Linked DNA regions of Mus musculus: all the other regions are linked to region 3. A link is a loop called in an ENCODE intact Hi-C map of the cell type or tissue named here. Cell type or tissue: heart. All regions are shown on one strand.

The links. Peaks named below come from ENCODE experiments on the same cell type or tissue, not always from the same donor. Only the 100,000 strongest peaks of a DNase experiment are listed, where the experiment ranks them.
Region 1: a loop joins it to region 3, with 3 times the contacts of the local background. A loop is called at or near these places in 3 of 42 quality-filtered maps.
Region 2: it touches region 3 in a loop (5-fold over the local background); 2 of 42 quality-filtered maps call a loop at or near these places.

Annotation. Positions count from the first base shown.
Region 1 is chr1:58,648,912-58,656,911 of GRCm38, forward strand. It overlaps the pseudogene Gm20257. Among named protein-coding and RNA genes, the nearest start is that of Flacc1, 43 kb to the right of the region's middle. In heart, no CTCF peak of the experiment used is centred here; DNase peaks (open chromatin) are centred at 3,700 and 3,970; H3K4me3 peaks cover 1,162 bases; H3K27ac peaks cover 717 bases.
Region 2 is chr1:58,501,246-58,509,245 of GRCm38, forward strand. Orc2 (origin recognition complex, subunit 2) reads right to left here and starts at 3,864. Exons shown (of 18, transcript NM_008765.3): 1 at 3,527-3,864; 2 at 597-645; 3 at 78-181. The coding sequence starts at 171. Gm15834 (a long non-coding RNA gene) reads left to right here and starts at 3,871. Exons shown (of 4, transcript XR_865442.3): 1 at 3,871-8,000. In heart, a CTCF peak has its summit at 3,716; a DNase peak (open chromatin) is centred at 3,776; H3K4me3 peaks cover 2,753 bases; H3K27ac peaks cover 1,329 bases.
Region 3 is chr1:58,581,562-58,589,561 of GRCm38, forward strand. It overlaps Fam126b (family with sequence similarity 126, member B), which reads right to left and starts at 4,772. Exons shown (of 13, transcript NM_001310598.1): 1 at 4,651-4,772. It overlaps Ndufb3 (NADH:ubiquinone oxidoreductase subunit B3), which reads left to right and starts at 4,836. Exons shown (of 3, transcript NM_025597.3): 1 at 4,836-5,109. In heart, CTCF peaks have their summits at 2,894 (motif pointing left) and 4,660; a DNase peak (open chromatin) is centred at 4,760; H3K4me3 peaks cover 2,421 bases; H3K27ac peaks cover 1,583 bases.

The sequences.
Region 1 (8,000 bases), 67 kb after region 3:
GAGGTAAGGCTGACTTCTTTTGTAAGAGCTGGGGTTGCGAGACTTCAGGTACAGCCCGCTGGAAGCCCTCCTCGAGCTGGGACTATATTAGAGTAACAGCCAACTATTCCCTAGTGTCTTATGTGCCTGGAGGATTTGACCTAGACGAGTGTACTGACTGGTGCCATCCGCTCCGTGTCACCTTCACTGAACCAGGGAAGAGAGCTCTGGGATGGACAAAAGGGTATACCTGGGGTCTTAGGATTTACAAGGAAAGATATGATGAGGGATTATTGTTCACTATCAGATTAAAAATAGAGACCCCCTACAATCCTTTAGGCCCCCCAACCAAGTTCACACCCCTTACCCATACAATTACTCAGCCTACTCCAGTGATTGCGGACCCCCTTAATATGGCCGCTATCACCCAACCTCCCACTCCTCAGGTACCTCTAACTATTACCCCCGCGATTCCTTCAAGACAGAGGATGTTTAACCTAGTGAGAGGAGCCTTTTATGCCCTTAACAGAACTGATCCAAGCGCTACTGAGGACTGCTGGCTATGCCTGTCCTCGGGTCCGCCTTATTATGAAGGAATCGACTTCAATGGAGATTTCAACAGAACCAGCAGCCATACTTCCTGCTCTTGGGGTACAGGACAAAAACTGACCCTGACTGAAGTATCCGCGAGGAATCCAGGTCTCTGTATAGGTACCCCACCTTCCACTCACAAACACCTATGCGGACAAATTCAGTCTGTGTCCAGAACGGAAGCTAATTACTATCTTGTACCTTCCCCAGTTGGATGGTGGGCTTGCAATACAGGACTTACTCCCTGTGTATCAACTAAGGTTTTTAATTCATCTCATGATTTTTGTGTCATGATCCAGCTGTTACCCCGCATATATTATCACCCTGCATCCAGTTTAGAAGAAAGCTATGCTGGGCGGCGGTCAAAAAGAGAACCAATTACTTTAACCCTGGCTGCATTCATGGAAATAGGTATGGCAGTAGGAGTGGGGACGGGAGTGTCAGCTTTGATAGAAGGAAGACAGGGAATTCAGTCTTTGAGAGATGCTGTCAATGAAGACCTAGCGACAATAGAGAAGTCCATTGACGCTTTAAAAAAATCTTTGACCTCCCTGTCTGAGGTAGTTTTACAGAACAGGAGAGGTCTTGATTTGTTGTTCCTAAAGGAAAGAGGACTGTGTGCTGCCCTTAAAGAAGAGTGCTGCTTCTATGCAGATCATACAGAAATAGTTAGAGACTCTATGCAGAAACTGAGAGAAAGATTAGAGCGAAGGAAACAGGAACGGGATGCTCAACGGGGGTGGTTTGAGTCGTGGTTTGAATCGCGACCATCTTGGATAACTTCTTTAATTTCCGCTGTAGCCGGACCAATCCTTATGATATGCTTAGCTTTAGTTTTCGGCCCTTGTATAATAAATAGAGGAATGGCTTTCATCCAGAGTAAAATTGATACAGTAAAACTCATGGTTCTTCAAAGGCAATATCAACTTATAGTTCAGGTAGATGAAGAGTTAGGGGACACCAATCTCTAAAATTCTATGATTAGAATTAGTCTAAACAGAAGAAGAGGGGAATGAAAGGAAATAAAACTGTAATTCATGTAATGTATGTTAAATAGCCCAAAGAGTTGTTTGTGAGCTTTGAAACCTGGGGCTGAGAACATAGCAGAACAGACCAGGACATGCCCGGGCAGGCCCATCGCCTCCCTAGCTCCCACCCCTTTGACCTAAGTTAAATGTTACAGGCTGCTGATGTTTAAATGGGCCAATCATGTGAAACCGCGCCAATTCCTCCCCCAGCCCCACTCCTTTTCTATAAAAACCCCTAGCTTCCAAGCCTCGTGGTCGAATCCACTGTCTCCTGTTGTGTGAGATACGTTTCGACCCGGAGCTCCGCCATTAAAAAACCTCTTGTTGTTACATCAAGGTGTTGTGTTCTATTCGTGATTCTTGGGTGCACGCCGAATTGGGAACTGAGTGGGGGTTTCCCCACTGAGTTCTTTCACTTGCTTTGTTAAAAAGTAAATCAAATGGTAATTTTTTGAGTGGTATTTAGATTTAAGAATGAGACGGAATGAGACAAAACTCAAGATCCTAAATAATTTTGACCTTAATACCCTGTGACATACAACTGTGACTTGCCTGCAAGGTATACCCTGTGCAATAGTGACATAAATGTTATGGAAGGAACGACCACTTTTTAAAAAATCAGGTTTAAGGCCCACTCCAGGAGATGCATCTCATATATGACACTGTTAAAGTGGCCAAGAACCTGAAACCAGGGGGAAAACCGCCTCCTGTTATTCTACTAAAAGAACAAAGTAATAAGCAGACCTCTAATGATGGATTCCCATAACCATAGTTCAGTGCCTCACTCACCCCTGGTCAGAGAAGTTCTTGTAGTAGACGGGAATTACCAGAGACCCACAACTAGACAGTGTAGTGAGGAAGAGACTTTGGAGCACTCAGATCTAGATGGAATGTGTTTATCACACCCTCCACTCAAGGCTCAGGGATCTATGCACAAGAGAAGGTGGGAAGCCTGGAAGAGACAGAGAGAGTGGATAACCCCAAGGAAATTCTTCTTGACACAACTGAACTAATGTTAATGCACATATGAATCCACGGAGGCTTTGCTAATACACACAAGACTCGCACAGGCTCACACCGGACAAAATCCCAGCACTGAGGCAAGGAAGTGGACAGAGCCCTGCCCCTAACCGAAAAGCTAGGTGCAACTGATAGCTGCTGGGTAAGGGAAAATCAGTTTTCTCCAGGGGAGTGTCGCTATGTATATTAACCACTCTCCAGGACAGGCCCATGCAAGAGAGTAACACAGAAAATGTATTGACACTTTGTCTCCTCCCACTGGGGCGACTCCACCGGATAAGAAAGGAAGCCCACATGTTCAGAGTGGTAGTGAAAGACCCACAACGTGAGGACTCCCACACGTTCTGACTCAGGAGAGGTGACACCCCAAATCACTCACGAGAAACGGTCTTACTGCAAACTGCAAGAGGACTTTTAATTCAAGAGCGCTCTCAGGCCCACGGTCATACACCACACAGGGGTAGAGGACCATGGTGCCCCGAGTAGCTGGGTAAGGGGGCATTTAAAGGAAGAAACCACAACTCAAGGAAGTGGGGAGGGCGTTGTTGGAAAATACCAAAGATACCAGTTAAGAATCACAAGGAAGTGCAAAGCCACAAGAGTCACAAGGAATACCTGGTAATTGTTCCGGTTATCTCTCAAGACAATTTCTAGGAGCCCCTAACAATAGCACATTCTTTGAATGAACACTCTTTGAACCCAGGAAGCGGGTGGGTAGAGGAATGTCGCTGTTTTATGATTAGCATACCTTGGAGCATTGAGTCACAGAGATCACATTCCCAAGCCTTGGCCTAAAGGCCTAGAATTTTGCTTTTATATTTTTTCAGTAGAAATAAAGATATTTGCTATTTTACTTGTGTTTTTCTGTATTTAAAAGTGGGATACATATCTAGCCAAAGACTTTTTTTTTTTTTTTTTTTTTGTCTTTATGAAGTCAAGTAAGGGTCTGGAGAGAACGCTTTTCTGCTGCCATGCTGACTGCTCAGAGGACCTTTGTCTTTGCTAAAGCCTGGCCCAGGATGCCAGCCAGGGCTCAGAGATGCTGCGCCTGCTGCCACGTCTGCTTTCGGTTTCTGGGCGTCTCCATTTTGGGGAGCCTAAGGCACGCAGCGAAGTCTCTGAGACCTGAGCCTCTCAAGCGGCCACTTAGGGGCAGACAGGTAGGTGACCTGCGGGGTGTAACCGGAGCGCTACTCGCGACGCTGCGCGAGCCCGGGACCCTAAGTCCCCGGCCACTGTGCCGTGCGCATACTTGCCCGGCCCCGGAGGTCGCTGTGAGTGCCGCGAAGGCACACAGGGGATGGCGGGCGGAGCCCGGGAGGGCGCGGAGGACTGTAGCTCCTTTCTTTACTGGCTTTGCTGGCTGGGTAAGAACCAGGGCTCAGGGCGACCACAGGTGGCATCAACTCCCCAGCCCATGGGGGCCTGGTGTGTTCAGGCGATGGGATCTTCGGGGAAGTAACCCTTAATGACCCTAAGGCACCCCGGAGCTGTCGTGACTGCATTGAGGACTGGAGGGAGCACCCATAAACCCCCAAGGGGGAGCATTCCTGTGTTCCTGTCGGAAAACTAAAGATTAACTTTGCTGGCCGAGCCACAATTAGTCAAGCACAAAACATCTAGAGAATTACTCATTTCCTGGAGTTGAACTGTCCATTACCAGCTTTGTCAGAAGGCATGTTTTAGAGCTGTCAAGATGGCTCACTGGGTAAAGGCACTTGGTTCCAAGTCTTATAACATGAGTTAAATACCCAGGGACCTATATGGTGGAGAAGACCAACTCCTTTAAATTGTCCTATGACCACCACATGTGAACCATGTCATGTGCCTGTGTGCATAAGTAAATATAATTTTTAAAAATTAGGAAAGAAATCCTCTAATTGCTATCTAGCCTTGAATCTTCTTTGCAAACTGTGACCATACTGAAGAGCAGGGGATCTGTATGTCTCTACTAATTTGACCTGCTTAAGAAGCCACAAGTGTGGGATGATAGCCCTATGGCATATGGTTCATCTCCAGTTAAATTAGGGCTCCATACTTCAGGTTCCCTCCCACTTACACCCGGCTGATAGCTGAACAATGAGGAGCCCTTCTACGGGCTCCTTTTACATCTCTGTCTTATCGTCTGGTGTCTGAAGAGTGAGAATTTCCCATGGCATGTGGAGAGTAGACAGGAACACCATTGCAGTGCTTTCATTTTGTAACACAGACCCTGAGTCCTACAGGATCCATGTCAGCTATGCAGATTGATGAAGAGGTTGCTCCACAAGATTGCTCAGACAGCTGGTGTCAGAGGTGGGGAAGTAGCTATGGGAAATGTTTAGCCTTTACTTGCCTACATTTTGGTAGAAATCTGTGGATGTTCCTGTAGGAGCAATGCTGATTTAGGCAGAGAGTACTGGGGGAAGAAAGGGAGGCATTTGTGAGGTCCAAATGGCAACATGGGAAACATGGAGGAACACATAGGTTAACAGAGAAGGAAAGCAAATCTGATAGGAACTCTGGTTTCTTTTTTTTTTTTTTTCCATTTTTTATTAGGTATTTAGCTCATTTACATTTCCAATGCTATACCAAAAGTCCCCTATAGCCACCCACCCCCACTCCCCTACCCACCCACTCCCCCTTTTTGGCCCTGGCGTTCCCCTGTACTGGGGCATATAAAGTTTGCGCGTCCAATGGCCTCTCTTTCCAGTGATGGCCGACTAGGCCATCTTTTGATACATATGCAGCTAGAGTCAAGAGCTCCGGGGTACTGGTTAGTTCATAATGTTGCTCCACCTATAGGGTTGCAGATCCCTTTAGCTCCTTGGGTACTTTCTCTAGCTCCTCCATTGGAACTCTGGTTTCTTGTAACCAGCAGAGATTCCAAGTACACAAAAGTAACTCTGTGTGCTCTGAGAAAACTGAGTTGCCAGAACAGTGGTGAGAAGTCTTGATTCAGTGACTTTCAACTGCAAATGTCAGAACTAGAGACAGAGAGAGAGACAGAACTAGAGAACCTACCTCAGGCACAGCCAGTGAGGTGGTGGGCACAGCCAGAGGGAGGGTGGACACAGCAAGTGAGACAGTGGGTGGCAAAGCCAGTGAGATGGTGGGTGGCAAAGCCAGTGAGACAGTGGGTGGCACAACCAGTGAGATGCTGGGCACAGCCAGTATGACAGTGGGCACAGCAGTGAGAAGGTGGCACAGCCAGTGAGACAGTGGGCATAGTCAATGAGACAGTGGGCACAGCCAGTGAGATGGTGGGCACAGCCAGTGAGATGGTGGGCACAGCCAGTGAGATGGTGGGCACTACCAGTGAGACAGTGGATATAGCCAGTGAGACGGTGGGCACAGCCAGTGAGACGGTGGGCACTGCCAGTGAGACGGTGGGCACTTCCTTGCCCCATATGCTTTATGCTGCTTTCTTTTTCAGAGGAGATGACATTCTTAGCATCCTGACTGGCGTGAACTATGACGTGAGCAATAAAGACGACAGGAGGAACAAGGGAAAGCAGATGACACAGCCCACCTTCACACTACGGAAGAAGCTCTTCTTCCCTCCCTAATGATGTGTGCTCTCCACAGTTCACATGGCTTATCTGTGCACTTTTGTGTGGATGAGTCTAATTTATTTTTTAGGATTTCTTTTGTTTTTTAGGTTACACTTACATCATTTCCCCTTTTCCTCCCTTCAAATCCTTCTATGTAATGTTCCAATTTCAAATACATGACCTCCTTTCTCATTAACTGTTGTACACACACACACACACACACACACACACACACACACACACACATTTCTAAATATAACCTACCCAGTTTGTATACTGTCACTTAGATGTATGTTTTGTTTTGCTTTTTTAAATTGGAGCAACCTTTGGTAGGCTAATCACACTCCAAGGCAGGTCCCTCTCCCAAGAATAGCTGGGCAACACAAACTGAATTCCATGGGTTCACCTTTAATCCCAGCACTCTGGAGGCAGAGGCAGGAGGATCTCTGAGTTCAAAGCCAACCTGCTCTACATAGCAAGTTCTGAGATAGCCAGGACTACACAGAGAAAGCTTGTCTTGAAAAAAACAAACTTGAAGATGCATGAGTAAGAAAGCAAGACTGGAACATAAACCTGTTTAACAGAATGGGTGAATGACGGGAGCAGGGACCTGGGGCAAGTTAACAGAGTGGGTGAAAGAACATGGACCTGAGACAAGTTAACAAAGGGGGTGAATGATGGGAGCGGGGACCTGGGGTGAGAAAGGGGTGAATATCATCAGCATTTTGCTGCATGAAATTCTCAGAGGTAATAAAAAATATTAAACTTTTTTCTGTGCAGTATCTAATTCTTCCAGGTTAGTTTTTCATTAGTCTCTGGGTATTTCATGTAGTCCTTCAGAGTGAGAGCTATTAGGGAGCATGGGGGATAATGGAAAGGAAAGGGTCCCCTTGTTTGTGGAGAGCATTAACTGTAAAAACACTTCTGAGGCTAAGTGTGGTTAAGGGTTAGCCTGGACCAGGATGAGGAGATAGCTCAGTGGTTAAAGAACTTGCCAAGCAAACTCAAGGGCCTGAGTTCAGCTCCCAGGAACCAATGTAAATAGCGATGGGCGATGGGCATGTTGTCCCTCCTATAATTGCTACTGCACTGGGAGGGTGGGGATAAGATTCCTGGTGCAAGCTGTGTAGCCAGACCAGTGGTATCGGAGGACAGCTATAGGTTCAATCGAGAGCCCCTGCCTCCCTGATTATGGTGGAGATTGAGGAAGACTGCATGCATGTGCCTGCCAAAGCATGTGTGTGCTCACACATGTACTTATGCACATGTGAGCATGCATGTCAGCTCTCCTTACATGCCTACACATGAGCAAAAGTTAAACTCGCCAATGTTAACATTTCTGTTATATCTTCAATGAATGGGGGGCTGGTGAGGTGGCTCATCGGGTAAGGGGGCTTGCTGCACAGACTGGTAACAAGGTTTGATCCCTGGGACCAAAATGATGAAAGAATTGGCTCCCATAAGTTTTCCTCTGACCTCCAAAGCACACTCTCTCCATACATGCAACGTGTGACTGGATAAGTAGATGTAGATAAATTTAAGGAAAATGAGGCCAGTTGTGGTGGACCACACTGAGCACTTGGGATGTAGAGGCAGGAGGGTCTGGAGTGTAAGGTCATCTTCAGCTATATAACCAGTTTGAGGCCAGCCTGAGCTACATTTGACCCTGGTTTGTTTGGTTTTTTCCCTTAAAAAAAGGAGTAAAAATTATTTTTGTTAGTTTTTAGGTAACTTACAGGTTTTTACTTAATGTACTTCTAGCTAATAGTCCATCAGGAAATTCTGTTTTTGTTTATTTTCTAGAAGTATTTATAAAAGACGGTTTTATTTATGTTTTGTAGGATAATAA
Region 2 (8,000 bases), 80 kb before region 3:
CTCACCAGCCCGTGTTATAATGTTTTTAAGAACAACGTGATCCATAAGCATCTCTTCAACTGTACAATCATGCATACCTCCTTCTCTGTCCAGAATGTGACTAAGAACATCATCATCTCCCACAAACTGCACGCTTGGCACCTTGGTTTCCTTTAACTGCAGAGTGCTCATTGTGGCCAACCTAAACAAAGCCAGTAAGTCAGTGAGATGAAGGGGTCACACCAATGGTCAAGTTAATTAAACTTATTTGGGAAATGAACACACAATATTTAAACATTTTTTAAAGGGGATCATACTATGCATTATTCCATTTGTATGTCTCTCAATGATGGCCTGAAACTGGGACAGCCAAGCCCTTTCTTCCCCAGCTTGCTTTTGGTCAGAGTCTTTACCACAGCATCAGAAAACCAAACTGGGACATGCTCTCAGAAATCCTATTTTTACCTTTCCTTCAGAAAAACAGAACAAAAACAAATAACCCCCCAAAACAAACACCAAAAACCTAATGGTTATCTTTTACAACTTACTTATTACACAGATCATATTGCTAAATTTTTGTTTAATAACCAGCATAATTAAATGGCTTTTTCTTTTACCTTGTAAGGTGCTATGCATTCTGCAGCTTGAACATCCAGTGACCTGTAACTAGAAGTCAGTCAAGATCAGCTAGTAGGTGAAGGAAAGCACCCCTCCCAAAGTGAAGAGTTTTAACTAACAGCATGATGTGTAGATAATTATCCTCAAGAAGCTAAAGCTGCTATGGTGGCAAGAAGAGAACAAAAAAGTAATAGGCTAAAGAACGTCACACTGAGAAAACTGTCTAGACTGGTAAGAAGCAGGTTAGAGGAGAAAGCTAAGCACTCACTATGAATTTTGTTTTCTGCTGTAGTGTTGTTATGTAGCCAAGTTCAAACTTCTGCTTTTGCCTCTCAAGTGCTGGAATTAAAAGTGCCACCAAACCTAGCTCTTTACATGTATTCTCATTTAACCTTGGGAGCTCTAAGAGGTTATATTTTGTGGGGAAAAATAATAACTATTTCACTCACAGAGTCAGAACCATATCTAGCAAACCATACCCTTCTTGGGTCATTTCATAAATAATTTGAGTATATTAGACAAAATGTGTAATACATCTATATGATACCTATATGAAGAAACTTAACAATTTACACTTGAAAAACAGAGTTTTTGTTGTTTTAATACATTATGTAAGATACTATACCAGGCACCTTTAGATACCCCAGAAACCAAGTATGATTCAAGTACATTTTTGTGTATGTGTGCTATTACTCTACTTTATAAATAAGTAAACTTGTTGGTTAAATATTGAATGATTCACCAAAACTCACACAATTTAGAGACCCAGTTTTGACTGATTCTTAAATTCCTGATCAGTCGATTATATAGCTTGTTCCTTTTTCATTTATCTTGTAAAGTACTTCCTGCCACTGGATAAGAATCTTACCCTCTCTGAAAACTACTTATAACATGTCATCACAAAACAAAACATATAGCTTTGAACTTCCAGGCAATGAGAGGAGAGAAAGTGTGGGGGAGGGTCAGACTACAGAGAATATTATTATCTAATTTTCATTAGTAAAAGATAAATAATTCTTGAGAGTGAATTTTCAAGGACTCATAAAAATATTCTAGGTAACTAAATATTATCACAGGCCATTTCCCTAAGGGGGTTTATTGTGTACTTGTAAGTGCAGAGGTCAGAGGACAACCTCGGGAGTCAGTTGTCTTATTTTTTGAGACAGGGTCTCTCAATAGCCATGGACTTGTAGACTAGGCTGGTTGACCAGCAAGCCCTGGGAACCGCCTGTCTCTGCCTCCCTAAGACGGCAAGCTCCCTGCCACCATTTTTTTTTTTAAATGTAGGTTCTAGGGATTGAACTCAGGTTCTCATGCTTGCAAGGCAAGCACTTTACCAACTGAGCCATCTCTCTAATACCTGTTACATTTTCTTTTACTTTGTGTGTGTGTGTGTGTGTGTGTGTGTAACAATTATCTCATGAGTCCCAGACTGGTCTCCAACCATGTAGCCAAAGATAACTTTGAACTTCTGATTATGCCCCCACCTCCCATGTGCTAGATAGGTTACAGGCCTGTATCACTATCATTAGCATATGCAGTGCTGGGGTGGAGCTGTGGGCTTCCAGTGTGCTAAACCAAGCACTTCATCAACTGTATTACACCCCTAGTCCCTTAGTTTACTATTGTGAAGGTCTTACTTTATAATACAAGCCAGCTTTGAACTCATGACTTAGCAGCCTCAGTTTTAAGAGTAGTGGGATCATAGCTATGCCCCATTCCCAGATCTAGTATTTTAATCACTAGGTGAGCAGCCCTATATAGTCAAGGATAGCCACGAATCCTTGTTGTAAACGTGCTTAAACATTATGAGTGGTTTTTGCAAAATTTTCTGTAACTGTATTGTGATATTCTCAGCCACGAACTTTGTAAATGACAGCAACAAGGTATCCAAATGTCAAAAAGGCAGGGTATGCCTGTTCAGCCTCAAATGCATTTATACAACATCTCCGATTTTTAAGATATTTTATGTAATACAAACAAAATCACCTCAACTGAAATTCCTACCAAGACCTCCTAAGAGAATGTCCCCTTCTTTTCTGCAATTCCTCAGAAAAACACTACCTAACAGATACACAAGAAAACTGCAATCTGGGAGGCTGACTAGACAGCTCAGTGGCTAAAAGCACGTGTCCTGCAAGCGTCAGAATGGGAACTGAGATCCTTGTAGTCATTTAAAAGTTGAGGAGCACTCAGAACTGGGGAGGAGGAGAATGGGGTTCCCCGAGGCAAGCTGGTTAACCAACAAGGACCCGGTTAGAGTAAGACCCCGCCTCAGTTAAGAACGATCCAAAAAGACATCTAAAATTAACACACACTACCGGCACATATGCACCAACATCCACATGAATGCACATGCCCATAATCAACCAATGAAATGCAGATATCCACAGGGAGCATCTATAACGGATAGTGATTATCTGTAGGGCTAAAGGGTCAATTCTCTTCACAGTCAACTAACTACAAGGCAGCACCAAGTGTTGGCAGCCATGCACTTTCCTCTGGGAGTAAACACATTTTTCAAACCAAGCACTGCCCCAAGGAGACCTTTAGGGACACCCGGCCGGGACAACAGAACAGACTTCAGCAGTCGTTCCATCCCGCGATCCCTTGAGCTACATCCCTCCGAGTTCCTTCTCCTCTGGCAGAACACTGCCATTTTTGTTACAGTTCCTTTTCATTCTCTTCTCAAATAAAGGGCCGGGTTAGCCGGAAAGCAGGCACGGTCCGTGCAGGAGACTTCTCGCCACAGGACAGCCTTGGCTTTCGCAGACAGCGCCTCTCACCCAGGGGGGCTGCTCCCCAGCATCCTCCAGCCTGCGCCCGGCGGCCTCGTCATCTCCCGCCATGGTGGGCGAGCGGCAAGGCCACGGGTGTCGGGGGAAGCGCGCAGTGAGCCGCGGCTGCAGCAGGGCGCACTGGGACTCACCTCTCGAGTCCGAGCCGGCGGGAGGGAGAACGGCCGCGAGGCTCACTTGAGCCGCCAGCCAGGACTCCCGCCGCCGCGGAACACCCCAGAACGGCCCGGGGAGGCCAGCGTCTAGGGAAAGAGTCGACCGGTCCAAGCCGAACCTGCGCGCCCAGCAGGGCAAGGGAGCTGCGCGCAGCACACTGAATCCCCGGCCGCCGGTGGGCGGTGCCCTAAGAAACCAATGGGGAGCCGAGCCGCCCAGAGCGACGGCGCCGCAAGCCCGTTGACTCGGGCCATAGGCCCTCGCTCAGTCGGAAAACAGATCCCCCAACCAATAGTGGGTTCCCGGGCTTTCCTCATCTCTTCAGTTTCCGTTTCCGGGGGAAGGGACCGTGCGCGGAGCACGCCGGATCTCTGGAGAGACAAGTGTGTGCTAGCTGTCTGGAAGTTAAGGGCAGCGTCCCCGGTTGTACGGTTGGTTGGTGTTTTATGTCAATCTTAATATTGTTAGTCTAGCTGCTCTGAGGAAAAAAAAAAAAAAAAAAAAAAGATAATGAAGATGGATTCGCTTGAGGAACAGCGAATACCTGCTCGCATATGATGCAAAGGGATCTCAAGGGTTTGAGGGAGGGCGGAGCCAGAGCATGAACAAGAAAATAGGACCATACAACTAATGAAATAAAGACACGAAAAGGGGGCTTATACAGAGGAAATGAGAAGGAAAACGAGTGAATCTGGCTGGGATACATGAAAATATTTGTTTACTAACAGGACTACGTCATTTGGATTCGCTTATTCCGAACTTATCATACTTAGAACCAACAGTAAGAATACAATACTCAAGTAGAGGCACCTCTGAATAACTGAGCTTCTGGGTAATTGAACGAGAAGAAACTGAACATACAGTCTTGGGGAAAGTGCTAGAATAAGGCAGCTGAATACTTACTCATTCTTGCCAATGGATATAAACACACTGGCTATAAATGTGATGCCTAGAGAGCACAAATCCCAAAGTTCCAACCTTTGTATCATTTCATTGAGCTCTGAAAATCAAGCTCACAACTTGGGTTTGGTTCACTATCTTAACACCACCTTGTGGTTAGGTTTTTGTTTTTAACCATATCAAGGACCGTCCGGGGCTAGGCTGGTAACTGGGCTTCCAGGTGACCTGCCGGTGGTTTGCTTCTAGGTCTCATCAGAGCTACCTGGTGGCAAACTTCTATTGCACATGCATTGCGTTATTTCAAGTCATACAAAATGGTTTCCAAGTTACAGAGAATGATTTTTAAGTTATGTTCCTAACAGCAGGGCACAGGATTATATAATTATAAGACCAGAAGGAATCAGGAACACTTTCCTTAAAGGAAGAGATATGAAAACTAAGGCCTGAATTGATTTGAATTTTCTAGGAAGAAAAGCAAAATGAAAATAGATGAATAAAGTGTCAAAGTGTCAGATATTATGAATTACAAGTTGGTACTTAAGGGACTGGCCACATTTGTATTGAAAGATTATCTGTGGAATATAATAGTGGGAAGGAAGAAATGGAGTCAGACTTTTTGGGAGCTGTTTAGAACAGTGGTTCTCAATCTTCTAATGCTGGACCCTTTAACACTTCCTCATGTTGTGGTAACCCCTGATCATAACGTTTTTGTTTGTTTCTTTTTGCTACTTCATAACTGTAATTTTACTACTGTTATGAATCATAAATGTAAATATTTCTGGAGATAGGGGTTAGCCAAAGGGGTTATACTTCACAGGTTGAGAACCACTGGTTTAAAGATTCCAATTGAGAAATGTGAGGATACTTTACATACATCCGTATTTCACTTTTGTTGGACAAATTATTTAATCCGGACCCAAATTACTACCCACCTTTGATCATTTAGTTTCCGGATAAAACATACACACAACCTTTATAAACCTTAAACAGCACAAGAGCTGGGCAGATACCTACCCTCTATGCTATTAGAATCTATTTTCCTATAGATAACCCAAGTTATTACTTACTATGTTTCATCAATAGGAGGGAATTCATGCCAGGTACTGTTGAAGGGCCACAACTTGACAAGACAGACTCCATCTTGTAACCAGACCTCCATTTTATACACTAGGCCCTGTTCTCGGTTAAACTCTAATTTATTAAAAAACAAACAAACAAACAAACAAACAAAAAAACAGCTGGGTATGGTGGTGCACACCTTTGATCCCAGCACTCGGGAGGCAGAGGCAGGCGGATTTCTGAGTTCGAGGCCAGCCTGGTCTACAAAGTGAGTTCCAGGACAGCCAGGGCTAAACAGAGAAACCCTGTCTTGAAAAACAAAAAACAAAACAAAACAAAAAACAAACAAAAAACCCCCCAAAAAACAAAAAAAAAACAAAAACATACAAACAAATAAAAAACCTTTCCAGGAAGGAACCACCCTAGACATGATCCACCAGCAAGAAAATACCTAACGCTCTATATCTGTGTAGATAGATATAGATAAAACTGCTTAAGCCAACTGAAATCATTGTTAGACAGTCATATAACTGCTAAGTTGATAAGTTCCTCACCTTGCTGTAACTGAAATAAAAATGTTAAACCTTAGGTGCTTGAGGCCTTCTTTGCTACCTCACATTGATAGAGGAGCCAGAAGGTCCAAGCTTGAGTTTGAATAAAGACTCTTTGCTTTTGCATATGAGTTTTATTCCTGGTGGTCTTTGGGGACCCTTGGATCGGGGCATAACATTTGGGGGCTTGTCCGGGATTCCCATCCCCCCAGGACTCCTTGAACTGTTGAGTCAAAACCTGACTGGTAGGTGTCTGAATGTTTGTCCTCTGTCTTGGTGTCTTGGCTCTCTACCCTTGATATGAGTAGCCTGTAGGCAGTCTAGATGGACTCGTTGGATGACCCCAGGGCCAAGGGACTTGGGAGATGCCCCGGACCCACATGGAGGGAATTGGATCCCCCTCATAGACTTGAGATGAATTGGGTTGCTCCTACAACACTGTATAAGGCTGTTGTCTCACTTACATTTTTGCCTCCAATCACCAGGAGGACTGAGTGCCTTATTGTCTTTCATTCTTCTGTTTGCTCTCTGTGACTGATGCCATGGGACAGGCTCAGACCACACCTTTAACTTTGTTCTTAGACCATTTCAAGGACTATAAAATTATGGCTAGAAGTCTAGGCTTAGTTGTTAAGGACAGACTAATCACTTTTTGCATGAATGAATGGCCAATTTTCAATGTTGGCTGGCCCCTAGAGGGAACTTGGCACATGCTCATGATTTTTAGGACCAAGGAAATTATTTTTGATGACCAAGTCATCTACATCATCGCCAGCAGGATGTGGTCCAGGAGCCACCAGAATGGTTCAAATCACTGCTGCTGCCACAGCAGCTCTCTTAGTCAGGGTTTCTATTCCCGCACAAACATGACCAAGAAGCAAGTTGGGGAGGAAAGGGTTTATTCAGCTACACTTTCCACACCCACCTTATACTTGAGGGAAAGCCCAATGAAAGCTGCCTTGACTGCCCACGGCCAAGCCGGTCTTCTCTCCTTGAAGGAAATAGGCCCCTAACCAACTGATACAATATTGTCCCTTTGCTACTAGTGATCTATATAACTGGAAAATCCAGAATACTGAATTCTCAGAGAAACCAGCTGCCTTAGTTAACTTAATAGATTCTGTCATTTTTACTCACCAACCCACCTGGGATAACTGCCAACAGCTCTTGTAGATCCTCTTCACTACCGAGGACCAAAAGAGGATTTTAAATGAGGTCCGGAAATTGGTTCTGGGATCAAATGAGACTTCCTACTACTAACTAAGCTATGACTGATGCAGACTTTCCCTTGACTAGACCAGACTGGAATTTTAACTTGGCAAAAGGTAAGAAGAGGTTTCAGGTCTACCACCAGACTCTAATGGGAGATCTCAGGGTAGCTGTGTGTTAACCACTAATTTGGCCAAGGTACATAATGTGCAGCAGGAAAAGACAGAATCACCAGCAGCCTTTTAGAAGGGATTAAGGAGACCTATTTCACCTACACATCCCTAGACTCAGAGATACCTGAGAATAAATCAGTAGTCATTATGGCCTTTGTAAATCAGGCCACCCCTGAAATCAGGCACAAATTTCAGAGAATAGACAGGCTAGGGGATAAGACTTTGGAGGAGTTGCTGGTGGTAGTCAAAAAAGTGTACAACAACAGAGAAACACTTAAGGAGAAATACTTATGAACTATGACCACTGCCAATGAGAGACAAGCTCACAACTTGGCCAAGATACTTCTGGCCACATCAGCAGATTCCCTGGGAGAGAAACACTACCAACTGTTTCATCTCATGGCCATAAAGGGTAAATAATAAAAAAAAAACAACTGACACATTCTTGCACTTGTGCCGGGCACCTGGCCTGCCTAGGCCATGCACTGGTGGGCAATGGCCTACCTGTTCTTATCTTGTGGAGACTCTGACTCAGAGCTCCAAACTCTCTCTAGTTC
Region 3 (8,000 bases):
CCTAGGATGACTTCAAACCTATGTAACTAAACTCTGAGTTCATAGGTGTATGCAACCATGTCTGGTTTATGATGTACTAGGAATTGAATCCAGCCAAACATTCTACTGACTAGGCTACATTTCTGGTCCCGTTAATAAAACGTTAAAGGAAACATTACAGAGCTAGATAGAAGCACACTTGTAATCCCATCATTCAGAAAGCAGAGATAAATCCAGCTTGGACTAATAGTGAAGCTAACCCAAAAGCAAAAGCAAACAAGAAAGATAACATCAGGAGTCTAGCTTCAGTACATTAATAAGATGATAAGAGAGAAAATATAGCCATGTATGGCAGTGACACCTGTTATGCCAACTTTGGAAAGGGCAGGATATTTATGAATTCATAAGCCAGCCAGAGCCACACAGTGATACATATCAAAAAAAAAAAAAAAAAAAAAAAAAAGGAAAAGGGAAAAAAGAAGAGAGAGAGAGAAATAAAAAAGTCAGCCACTCATGTGATGGACAATGGCATATATTTTTTGATGGTTACAGTTACTCTACAGCAAAATGACTACCTGGTGACCCATCTTTACCATTCTATATCAGTGCCTTTTACCACAATATATAACTATTATTTTGGCAGCTAATCCTCAAACCTAAACATTACAGCTTTATAAATAATTAAATCATACCATTTAAAATATTACACATTTGGATTTATACTCATTCCTATTTAGTTTTTCTAATATGTGTCTCAAAACAGCCAAATCTCTAAACATTAGGCTTAAAGTACTTAAGTTTCTAAACTTGACCTAGGTCAAGGTCAAAAGATTTGCAATTCTAAGTTTACTACATATCATTGAGTGAATACCTATATATCAATGTTTTATTGAAAATTATTTAATCAAGACAGCGTTTCTCTGTATAGCCCTAGCTGTCCTAGAATTCAGAAAGATCAGCCTGCTTCTGCCTCCCAAGTGCTGGGATTAAATGTGTGTGCCACCACCAGCCAGCTAAACTTGAAATTCTTATTTCTAAATTTTCATTTAACTCTAAGACAATATAGCTTTCTGACACATGAGAAAAATAAGATGAATAAATAAATATCTTTTAATTAATTAGTATAGGACTAATTTGTAAAAAGAAATTGCTTGACTTATGGAAAGTGGTTAACTGCCAAGAAGAAACTAATTCAAACCAAAACATTCAGCACATTTTTATTTTTGGCAACTTCAACTTCTGGCTAGAAAACTACTCTAGCTATGACATTAAATACAAACAGTTTATTGAGCTATAAAATCCTGGTAGATTTGGCAGCTGGTTCACTCAGCTAAAGCTGCTGTTACTGGCTCACACCCTCAAGTGACAGGAGCTGAGTTAGATCAAAGGTTCTAAAGTGAAGTTCAGATGTAAAGCAAGTCATTCAGGGTCCTCCCTCCAAACGCACCTACCTCCTTCACATTCCACCTTTAAGATTAAAGCGAAGTTCAGATAAAAAAATATCTCTGTGTGTCCTTTTTTACGAACTAAAAAGCTTCCTGGACTATTTTAAAATCTCTTTCTGCATAGAGGAATCTCAAAATTAGATCCAACTCTTTCATCAGTAGTGTGCATGTGTGGTTGTGTGCACGTGGTGTGGCTGCTGTGTAGGGGTGAACATATGTGCAGGTGTATATTATATAAAGGCCAGAGGTTGATTCGGTGTCTTCCTCATGCACTCTGCACTTTTATATACACTGAGGTATGTTCAGCTGAATCCAAAGCTTGCCAATGTGACTAGGCCAACTCGTCAGCTTGCACCGGTGGGTCCCCAACTCTGCCTCGCTAAGTGCTGGGATTATGGAATGGCCATCAATGCCCATCTGGCATATATGTTGGTCCTGGGGATCCAAATTCTTGCATAGCAGGTGCTATACCTGCTAAGCCATCTCCCTAACCCCTCAAAGCCCCCTCCTTTTAAAAACAATTATATTATGGCAAGCATAAGGAACAGACCTAGAAAAAGGACAAGCTCATCAGAAGACTGTGGCAGCAATGAGCTCCATTACAGTAGGTGTAAACCACCTTCATAGATTTCTGTGCCAGCCCTCACTGGAATCCACTATACTACATTTTAGACACTAAGAAATATTCAGTTCCTATAGTGAGAAAAGTATATAGTCTACAGAAATATATAGGGGAAAATATTCCGGAGGCGGGGAAAAGCAACAAGCAATGAAGCACGCACACACACACACACACACACAATCTGTTCTGGCATTAAAAGAACAACAAAATATTATTTTTGTTGACAGTACAACTTGGTTGAGGTTTCTGCCCATATCATTTAAAAAAAATGTTTCATGGAAAGCAGTTAACTTTAACTATGTAGTACTTTTTTTTCTATAATAAAGCTCAGTCAGACTGAAAATCATTCTAGACCTTAATATATTACAATAAGAAGTAAAAATTGTGAACTACCAGCAGTGAAACAAATCAATACTAGCTATTAAGAAAGACTTTAAGGACTGGCTGTGGTGGTGCACCAGTACTCAGGAGGCAAGGTGCGTGGATATCTATGAATTCAAGGACAGCCCACTCTACATAGTGACTGTCTGGAGAGAAAGAGGAGGGGGGAGGAGGGGGGGGAGGGGAGGGGAGGGGAGGGGGAGAGAGAGAGAGATTGATTAAAGATTATATTAAGAAGCAAAACATTCAAGAACCATTTTGAAACAAGCAAAAATATTTCCTTACAATTAGTGTGTCAAATCACTTACAAATAGTTTTGACACTGAAATCTTTCAAAAGACAGAATCTCTATGATTTATAAATAATCATCCAGATCCTATTAGAAGCCAATTTGGGACTGTTTTTTAAACTCTTTGGTAATTCCCTACTCAAGTGTTCAATTTATGGCATTCTACAATGACACCTACTGGCCACTGAAAATCAACCATTAGTTCTCTCAAACAGAGTGGGCTGGTTACATAAGAGAGACACAGAAACACACATGCTCTCTCTTAAATCAAACTACCTAAAGGCAAATATTTGTTTTCAATATGTAAACACCGTATTTTTTGTATGTAAAGCACTATAGAATTTCACCTAAAGCAAAATGTAAGCTTTCTTTGTGACCAAAATACCATTATTCTTGTAAAAAGATAAAAGACAAGCAATAAAACACCAGTATCATTTAAATTTTTTTATTTAAAGCACTGACAAATACCTCAGTGTGCTGGACATTTCAAAACAAATACTAATGACCCATTTCTACTCAAACAATATTTTGAGAGAAAAATTCTAGCTTTATATGTATATGCATAAATGTTTATGTATATGTATGTTTATGTTATGTATATGTATAAATATTTATGTATAAATGATCAATAGTAGAAAAAGATTACATCTTAGAAAGTTTTTCTAACATGTAGTTAAATAACAAGCCCAGAAAGACAATATACTTCCTGGATACATTTGTCCTCATCGTCTAACTTGACGGCAGCATCTCAGGCCTCTTACATTTTAATAATTTATAGTGCTACTTTTTAAAGATATTTTTCCAATGAGTTATAAAAGTGCCCTTCCACAATATTCGCCGACAGGGATTTGTTTAGGACTGTATTTCACCATTCAAACCGTGGATTTAAAAGACTTTTCAAAACAAAATAGTTTTAAATTTGTACATAAATTTTATCTATGTCCATGACATTCAACGAACTTATTTTTTTAAGCCTAAGGCATAACTCACAACTAGCTTCCTAGACTTAACAAGGGAAATCACTTAAAAGTTGACACTCCTCTGCTAAGATTCCCAACTTATTTTCACAGTCCTTAACACTGGGGGCGAGTTGTCTACCAATTTACTGTTCATTTTCTAATCTACATTTATCTTCGTCTATAGATTTAAAAGGCTCTCCACTTTTCTGAAGGTTAAAGCCGCAAAGCAAATTCCTGTACTACAAAACACGAATCTGACAACATTCCTCTAAAGCTAACATCGTGTTGTCTCGCAACCAAAGTCCATATTTGGGATAAGCGCTTCGTGACTACTCTTGCCTTCACGCTGTCCTCCTCCTACAGACCCTGCCTCGGTAGAGAGAACGCTGGAGCCAACAAGAACAAAGTGCTCAGATACATCAATGGGTTGCAGAGCTCTTCTTCTACCAGGGTCAGTCGAGTTACTTGGAAAAATAACTGCCATGGGTTACATAATGTACAACCACCAATTTCTAGAGCTGACCACCAATAAATATCTTTCTTCTCCGCACCTCTCCCCATCCCAGCAAACGGCCCTAAGAACACCTAGGATTTCACGCAGGTGTCTGCAATACCACGTCCTTCTCTTACCTGAGGCTTCTTGCAAGACATCCCTTCAGCCCTCACTACCTGTGTCTTGCTCCCGCCTCCTTCCCGCCTCAGCCCGCGCCACCGACACCCTAACGCCCTTGCTAGGGCCCCAAGTTGCCCCACAACACTCATCCCCAAGCCGCCTCGGCAGACGCCTTCTCCTCACGACCCTCCCGAGCTTGCTCCCAGGTCTGCAGGGCTTCGGATCCAACAGTCCTGCTGCCTTCCCACTTCACCTTCGTCAGCTCCCGACTACGGCGTCCGAAGCCGGAGGAGAAATTCCTCTTCACCCGGCACCGTGCGCCCCCCCCCCCGCAACCCCCCCAAGACAGCACCGCCGCCTACCTGTCACCCCGCAGCCTCAGGCTTCCTACCGCCACCGCCACCGCCACCGCCTCCCGCAGCAGCCTGCCAACTGCAGCATAACAACCAGCCTTCTCATTGAGTGGGCCCACGCGCTTAATAACAACCGCTCTCATTGGCTGCGCTATGACTTTGGCCCGCCTCTCGGTGCTCCGCCTAAAGATTCCGTCCTGGAGCAAGACAAACACGGCTTTATCGTCCTTCTCCTCAATATCTTCTACCTCAAGCAGACTCCAGCTGCAAAGTGTGGGAAATAATCTCTACTTCCAGGCTCCTTCATGTCATCTCTACGTTGTCTGGGAGCCTTGCGCCAGTACCGGAACGTTTACCATCTCCCCCATTTTCCTGTCGTAAGAAACTAGAGGAAACAACGTCCGTTTCCGGTTGTCTCCGGCTGTAAGGTTGAATATTGAGTGTCCCGGGAGGTCAGATTGCTGTCAGGTAATTTAGGGAGCTGGTGGGAGACTTCTGGATTACGCATAATCTAAACTTTATCCAGGGAATGCAGAAGTGGAGAGGGCTGAAGGGATCCGATAAGACCGGGAGAAGATCCGGGATCTAGCTAGGGAGCGCCGCTGCAAGGTTCTTGCTGGGCTGTGTTGAGGCGGATGAAGGATGTCTTGAGAATTACGATGGTTGTTAAATCCCAGAGATGTTTTAAACCGCCGCTACCAGATGCAATGTACTCCTCGCCTCCTGGCTTTTTGGGTTGTATTTGAATAGGGTAAAGAACAGCTCAGACCCGAAAATACTTAAAACTAGAAGAAATAATTGCAACGGTTGCTTCACAAGCTTGTATTTTAAGTACGGTTTCCCAAATATAAGTGTTTACGACACAGTGCTTAAGTGAAAAAGAGCAAGTCACAAAATCAAGACTACTGCATAATCCTAGGATTAAGGATTGGATACTAAAGTAATAGCAGTTCATTTGTATTTTCCCATATTTTAATGGTCATCTCAGTTTTTAAATGAGGGAAATTTGAGATACACCCTTGAAAATCCCTGATAAACTGTAAAATTATATGTAATGGATGTAACATTCTTCTTCCTTAGGGAAAGCAAGTCAACATTTCCCCAGTGCTAGATAGAACAAGCCATCGTTAGTGAAGGTTGATCATCACCAAACTTTTGAGTTCACTTCTGACATAGGCAGATAGCATTTAAATTTTCCATAATTATGTGTTCATTCATGGTTGAATCCTTTTTTTTTTCTGTTCTTAAACGGACAGTTCTAAAGGTGAAATAATTTCCTGTTGTTGAGCCCTCAGTGCAGTAGAACTCGCTCATTCTGTGGAAGAGGAGAGAACCAGTTGGATTAGGTTGCCCTCTGACCTCTGCATGAACATCCACACACACACACACACCACACATGACTTTAAAGAAATACTCTTAAAAATAGGAGCCCAGCATGATGCACAGGCTTGTACTCCTGGCAGTTGGGAGACAGAGACAGAAGGAGTAAGAGTTCAAAGTTTCCCTGGCTACATACCAAGTTTGAGGTGAGACTGAGCTTTGTGAGACTGTCTCAAGTAAATAAACAATATTCTTGTAAGATAGGGGTGGCTCATACCCCAGTGATACAGTAATGTGTGCTTTATTTGGAAAAAAAAATCTAATAAACATATTCAATGTCATGCACATTCAGGAATTTCTCTTAAGAGATAACATCCAGTAGAAATGCAATGGAAGCCATATATGTAAAATTAAAATTTCTAGTAGACAGTAAAAGTAAAAAACAAATTCATCTAACCCAGTATGTTAAACATATTTAAGCCTGAAGCCTGGTGTGGTTGCCTTTAATCCTAGCACTTGGGAGGTAGAGGCAGGTGAGTCTCAGAGTTCAACACTAGTCTAGTATACAGAGCAAGTTCCCGGACAGGGCTACACAGAGAAACCTTCTCTTGAATAAATATGTATATTTATATATACTATTAATGAATTATTCTACATTTCATGCTGTCAAAAATGTATGTACTTTATATATGCAGTATATATGTATATGTGTATATATATATGTGTATATATATATATATATATATATATATATATATATACACACACATATATTGTTTTCATAAATATAAATACTTGGTCTGTATTTGTATTTTTAGGTTGAAAAACTACACTTGAAAAAAGTATTCATACACCCAGATAAGTCCAAATACACTTCAGTATTTTCTTATAATTGATTTAAGAGTTTGCTTTGATACTTGCTACTCTTCCAGAGGACCTTAATTGGGCTCCTAGCACCCACACCAAATGGCTCACAATCACCAACTATTTATTACTTCAGCTTCCAGGAATCTAATACCCCTCTTCTGGCATCCAAGGACACTCCCATGCACATCACACACACACATACCACAAATAAAATCTTTTTAAAAAGAATTTATTTTGAAATTTAAATTAATTAAAATTCCCAGTTCCTTAGCTCTTTAGCCACATTTTAAATGTTAAAAGCTACCAAATGAGACAGCACATATCCAGGAGAGGACTTGGTGGCCATACATATCTGAATGTCCTTTCTCCCACCACCCTTACCTCCGCACCCACCCACCCCCACCTTGATTTTTGAGACAGGGTTTCTCTGTGTAGCTCTGACTGTCCTGGAAGTTGCTCTGTAGACCAGGCTGCCCTCCAGCTCAGAGATCCTCCTGCCTCTGCCTCCTGAGTGCTGGGATTAAAGATGTGCGCCACCACGCCTAGCAAGTGCTCCATTTTCTAGGTCATGCCAGTTTCTTCAGAACATTGGTGCTCAGTTAGTCTTACCACTTAGATATGAAAATGGAAGGCACACCACAGGGTGTTCTCTGCATTCTCCAACTTGCAAGATAGATTTTAGTTCTTGTTATATGAAAGAATAGAAGTCCAGAAGGACTGAGTGATTTTCCTGCATTTCTTAGCTACAAGTATTCATAAAAAGGTAAATTTAAACTCTTCCATCGAACATTCGAGATTTTATTTTTGATTTATACCTATTTTGAAATAATAGTAATTTTTGTTTTACATTTTGAGATGGGTTCACATGATGGTGCCCATTATCAGCCTTAAACTCGTGTGAAGTGGGCCTCCTGCCTTAGCCTCTCAGGTGGCTCTAACTACATGCATGTGTGCCTTCCTTCAGCTAAGGTATAATGTTTAAAAAGAAAACAAAGACTCCTTAGATATATGTTTATTCATCTTTATCTTTTGGAAATAACTATAGAAGAATTTTTTCTAAAATATTGTAATTAGATAAAATATATTGGCTTTATTAAAGAAATTTGTGCAAGAGAAATGAGTATAGAGTTTCATGTTTTCCTTCAAAAACTTACATTGCAAATTAATATTTT